2 separate regions of the Mus musculus genome follow, and region 1 is linked to region 2. Evidence: chromatin contacts called from ENCODE Hi-C data. All regions are on one chromosome and are shown on one strand. Each heading gives the region's core, a stretch centred on a gene start or an enhancer-like site at or near the end of the contact. The rest is flanking DNA. Distances are from core to core; before and after follow the strand shown.

Region 1 (3,008 bases), core at 395-2,894, 2.4 Mb after region 2:
ACCAGCTTGTTGGTATCTATGACTTGATAGGATTTTGACTGAGATTGGATGAGATCTATAGATGGTGGGCAGAACTGACATCTCCATAAAATCTTTCTTCCTATGTATAAAGGTGGGCGTCCCCCACTTTACTCAGATCTTTCATTTTCTTTAGAACTCCCTGTCAACACAAAGAAACCGCAGCTCTCATCTTAAAGGTGATAAGAGATAGTTGATTTTGGAACCATTTTGAGTGACCATGGCCTGGGAACACAGATTTAGGTTACTTCAAATTCTATGTTCCAACAAGTAGCCTCAAGTAGCTCTCATAGTTTTTGTTTTTGTTTTTGTTTGTTTTTCTGAGACAGGGTTTCTTTGTGTAGCCCTGGCTGTCCTGGAACTCACTCTGTAGACCAGGCTGGCCTCGAACTCAGAAATCTGCCTGCTTCTGCCTCCCAAGTGCTGGGATTAAAGGCGTGCACCATTTTACAGGACAGAGGAAGTCATCAGTCAAGGCAAGCTTACAATACATAGGCGCTTACTTCAGAGAGGCAGGACAAGGCAGTGGGGGTGAGGTTCAGGGAACCTTTCTGTAAGACGCAAGGTGTTTTCTGGTGGCATTCTAAGCATTTGGATTGGTAGAAGCTAGTTGCCTGCTAATTCAATAGATTCTAAAGACCTGTTGTTTATTGTCACAAGATGTTAGTTTAGACACAGGGAAACAAGGAATGGCTGTTCTGGAGGGCCAGGATTTAGCCCAAGATATGGTGATCTTCCTCTGGACTTTCGACATTCCAACCTATTTATTTCCACAGCATGAAATTCTAATTAGGAGTTTTCCTTCACACAGATATTCATTCAACTAGGCTTGTAGCTAAGTATTTTATCTTGATATATTTTTAATATTCAATTCCAATTGCTCATTTCGTGCAGATAGGAAAGTAATTGACTCGTGTGTATATTAACCGTGTATCGTAGCAACCTTGCTGTAGCTGCTTATTCTGCTTACTGGTGTTTATTTTCTCTTTGTTTACATAGATAATCTTGCCAGCTGTGAATAGAACTGTATTTCTTCCTTTTCCATCCCGTAACTCGTTTTACAAGTTGTTCATCAGTTAAGCCATATTCTCCCTGGAGCATCACATTTTCATTCCTCTTGTCATGTAATGCTTATTGTTTTACCAGAGATAAAATTTCAAATGACTGTGATGATGAATAATTTAGATAGACAATTGCTTGCATGCCAATGATGTCATATACTGTTACTAGGAAATGGCCTCAGCCATGGACTGGTGTAGATATTGTCAGTTTCACATATTCATGTACACCCCAAACATCTGGATTCCCCTATCAGCACCATCAACTCTCAGAAAGCACATAGTCCGTGTTTTTAAGATTAGAATGTGGGTTTTATTTATTTCAGGGTGTGTGTGTGTGTGTGTGTGTGTGTTCAACACCGAGAGTAACAGTCAGCAGCCAATGAGCATTCGTTCTGGGAACAAAGGGTAGTAAAAGGCGGCGGGGGCTGCCAGGGAACCGAGGCTGGAGCCGGGAGTTGGGAGGATTTCGTAGAGGGAGGGTGGGCTGGTGGTCGCTCGGGCTGTGCCGCGTTGTCATGGGGACGGCGCGTGCGCCTGCGCCTGCGCGGCGGAAGGCGGGGGCGGTGATGACGCGCAGGGCGGGCCCCGAGGTTCGGTTGTGTGGAGCTGGAGCGGGCAGCAGGAGCGGCGCGGTCCTCGGGGCAGGTGAGTGGCCGCGGGGGTCCCGGGCCCCGGCAGGTCTCGGAGCTGGTCCGGCGCTCTGCTTCGGGCCCCGGGTGGGTCTGGCCGGGTCCTCGCCCGCACTCGGTGGCGTCCTCAGCGGCTTCCGGACGGCTGGCAGGGCGCGACGGACCGGAGGTGACAACGGTTAGCTGCGGAGCCGCTGCTCTGGAAGGGGGCAGGGAGGGCCAGGGCTTGCAGCGGGGTGTGTGCACCAGGAACGGTCTCCGGAGGTCTGGTGACTCAGATCTCCTTGGAGGATTTCCTTCTAATACGGGGCGGAGGGAGGCGTACAGACGTGGAAAGTTTCCAGTTTCAGAAGTGCAGTTATGGAGCCGTGGAGTGTGTGGGATCGTTTGTTGTATTCGTCCTATCTTCGACACATAGCTTTTTTTTTTCTTGTTTTGTTTTGTTTTCCATTAGGTAAATTACTTAGAAAGTGTAGAGTTTTAAATTCTTAACACGCACGCTTTACACCGAGAACAAATGTTTAAGAACGAAAGTTATATTGAAAATAGCTGCTGCCCTGGTCAATTGTCTTACTTTTGAAATGTCAAGGTGATATAGTTCAGCAGATTTGTACTCTCATTTTCCCGATGTGAGGATAGGACAAAGCAGAAAATATGCCTTTTCATCCTGTTAACAACTTAGGTCCTTAAACTGGTAGGTCTTAAGTGGTACGTAAGTATTACTGATCAGATGACTTGCACCAGGAAATAAGGAAATGGAATGACGAGAAGGCTCAGTAAACAATTACTCCATTATAGCCAGAGTCACTTAACTTTGGAAGCAGATTTTAGCTGTGCTGGATCTATTAAAGAGGATTTAAAAATCATGAACAAGAAAGGGCTGATTAAGATTTTGATGCACTTTTGAATTAAGCAGCCCTTTAAAATGAGCACGGCTCACCGACTTCCCCCCATTTTTGCCACTTTCTCTTAGGTAGTAAACATCCAGAGACTGTAAAAGACACCCACACACTTTAAAATACTTATACATTTAATAATCGTTCTCCTTGTACTTATTAATTGCCAAATGTTGCAACACTTACTGAAAATTTTAGCTTTTAAGGATGTAATTAGTAAACATATGGCTCAAAATTTTAAGCATTTAAAATGTAGAGCATACAGTATAAAACCTCCCCTGTGCTTGGCATAGGCTTTGGTTGTGCCCACCAGCCAGCCATATTTCCTCTGGCAGGCCAGTTCTTTTACGGTCTTAGGTACTGGTTCAGATAGTGCCTCTATGGTCAGACATGTAAATATGTTT
Region 2 (2,700 bases), core at 28-2,527:
CCAATAAGTTTAGTAGTTTCTGCACTACCACCTCCCCCTCCCTCCCCCTGCTTCTCTTGCATTGGATTTTCACGTTTTCTCATTGTCGGTGGAGTTATAAAAGGCTTTTGCCCTTCGAAAGTTTTAAAAAATAAATAAATATTAACTCCTTGGTCCCTGCAAAGTCCAAATGGACTTCAGGGGAAAGGCGGTTCACACTTTTACCTTTGGCGAGAAAGGGGGGCGCATCCCGGATTTTTAGGGATTTTTTGCGATTTTTTAACAATTTTTATTTGGTTATATGCCTGAGTTCTCCCTCCATTTTGGTTGTTTATGATACTGACAACAAGCTGTCCCTGCTCCGTCCCGATCTCCTGCTTTCATTTAGCACCCCCTCCCCCTACGCCCCCGTCGCCACCCGGCTGGGTCCGGCGCCCCGCGGACCCCGCACCCCGACTCGGCTCTCCCACCTGGGCAGGAGGGCAAAAACAAATGCATTTCTCCAGAAAAGAAAAACCTCTTCGGAAAAGGGGGCAAAGTTACCCCAAGTCACTCCCAGTACCCCCCAAATATTGCCGACCGCGGGTCTCCGCCAGGCCCTCTGGGAAGCGACCTTCCCCCGGGATGTTTTGGTGGAAAACGCGGAGAGTTTCCTCTCAAAACCGAATTTATATTAATTTTTCCCTTATTTTTCGGGTCTCTAATGTCTTCCGCTCTCTCTGCTGCCGCTGCCGCTGTCACAATATTCACAGCACCAGAGAGGAGGAGGAGGAGGAGGAGGAAAACTTTTCAAACTTTCCAGACCCTGAATAAAAGGGTTTTTTTTTTCCCACCGACCTCACCTTCGGGTCCCCAGTCGCGTCGCCCCCTGCCCTGTCAGCAGCGACCTCGGGAGTCCTTGCAGCCCCGCCGCACGATTTTATTTGATTTTTTATTATTATTTTTCTCTCTGGGGTCCTGAGCAGGGGCTGGGAGTAGCACAAACTTTTCCTCCTCCTGCCGCCGCCGCGGCTCCTCTGCCCCCTCGGCTAGTCCCATAATTTAAATAACCCTGATATTCCTCCCGCTAAACGCCTCCCCGCCGCCCCGGACCCCCGGAGAACTCACCGCGGAGCTTTAACATCCTCCCTCCGGCCCGTCCGCCGCCTTTACACCGCCCGCGGAATTTCTAATAATTTTTTTCTCATATTTCGGGCTGGACGCGGCGGGCCTGGAAATTGTTTCCTTACGCCTCTTTCCAGCAGCCATTGTAGTGTATGCGCTGCCCCTGCAGCTCAACTTGCAGCTGCCGCCGCCGCCGCCGCCGCCGCCGCAGCCGCCGACGTCGCGCCCACCGCCGCCTCCTACCCCCCCCCACCCCCCCCCCCGCCCGCTCGGCCGCCGCCCCCGCCCCCGCCCCGCGCCCGCCCGCCGGCCCGCCCTGGCCCCCGCCCGCCGAGGTGCCCGCCCTCCTCACGCTCCGCCCAGGGCCTGGCCAGTCCGAGCGGCCGCCGCCGGGTCCAGATGAGCTCATTGGTTGACGTGGCTGCCCATCAGGCCGAAGTGGTAAGAGCGATGCTGAAGGGCGGGGGGCGCGGTGGGGCGGGGAGAAGGCGGGGTCTCACGCCGTCCCACCCGCTCCTCCTGCTTGAGCCCTCCTCCCGCTGCCCGGGGGCGGAGCGAACTGAGCCCGCCCCAACCTCACAGAGTTCCGCGCGCCTGTCAATCTGGCAGCGGCGTGCGTGGATTGGACAAGCTGGAACGGGGGGCGCGGGGGCAGCACGTTGGGGTGCGCGCTACTTAAGGTCCTGCTGCGTGAGCCACTGACGTGTTTGGAACTGCAGCCGGCCCGGGTGCTGGCTGAGTGGTGGCCTGTGGTGAGTGGTCTCCGGCCCCTCCCTCCCTGGACAGCAGGCCCGGGACAGCACTGCGCCGAGGGCAGACCCTAGTTCGTGGCGCCAAACCCTCCGCGGCGCGGCATGCTCCTGCCGCTACTCACGCCACGCGATTCGTCCGGCCGGGGCAGCGGAAGGTGACCCCATGCAGGTCTGGGCACCCCGGATTGTGTCACTCCCCTCCTTGCCCTCCCCAGGTCCCCGCTCTACGCCGCCCCCTTCCTTCCCAGCCCCTTTTGTGGTGTTTACCTGTGCCCGCCCTCCACCGTCCGATTCTGCGGCGCGGCACCTCGGAAGGCGGTGCGGTCCGGGAGTTACATTCTTGGAGATTCGTCTCCGACCTCTCAGATCCCTGTGATGTGTACTTTGACATTTTGTCCCTGGTACTCTGTACCCAGGTTTATGGTGTGCTGTATTTCTGTTTCCGGATTTAACACTCACAGACCAGACTCTGAGAAGCCTGGGGGGCCTGGACTTGTTCAGTAACGTGCCCTTCCCCCACTGCGGATCAAAGCTGCGAAGAGTGGGAAATCAGGAACTTTTTTGGTAAGCAGTTTGCCCTTTAGAGTAGATTTTAGCACTATTTCTCAGATGTGCTGTAGGTTTGCAGTCTTCCCTCAGGCTGGTTTTCTTTCTGAATGTCATCTTGGAAGTAGTACAGTGTTGTAACAGTTGTTCACTCCTGCACCTTCAAAAAGTAAACAGATAAGGCCTCTTTAGCAGGGCACTCCATCTTGTCCTTCAGCCACACTCCTCCATGTAAATTGACATTTCCTCTTCCTTTTCTGTTAACACAGGAATTCATACGAAGGAGGTGACATTAGGAAAACCATGTTTATAGTGCATT

Evidence for each region. Hi-C counts contacts between places; a loop is a spot of excess contacts on that map.
Region 1: a map of gastrocnemius shows a loop between it and region 2 (6-fold over the local background). The contact joins the promoter of Sdcbp here to the promoter of Plag1 in region 2. A Hi-C loop is called at or near these places in 2 of 37 maps with a recorded cell type or tissue (gastrocnemius and heart).

The regions. Positions count from the first base shown.
Region 1 is chr4:6,364,036-6,367,043 of GRCm38, forward strand. It overlaps Sdcbp (syndecan binding protein), which reads left to right and starts at 1,645. Exons shown (of 9, transcript NM_001098227.1): 1 at 1,645-1,724.
Region 2 is chr4:3,937,128-3,939,827 of GRCm38, forward strand. It overlaps Plag1 (pleiomorphic adenoma gene 1), which reads right to left and starts at 1,278. Exons shown (of 6, transcript NM_019969.3): 1 at 1,087-1,278. Chchd7 (coiled-coil-helix-coiled-coil-helix domain containing 7) reads left to right here and starts at 1,761. Exons shown (of 5, transcript NM_181391.4): 1 at 1,761-2,004; 2 at 2,252-2,399.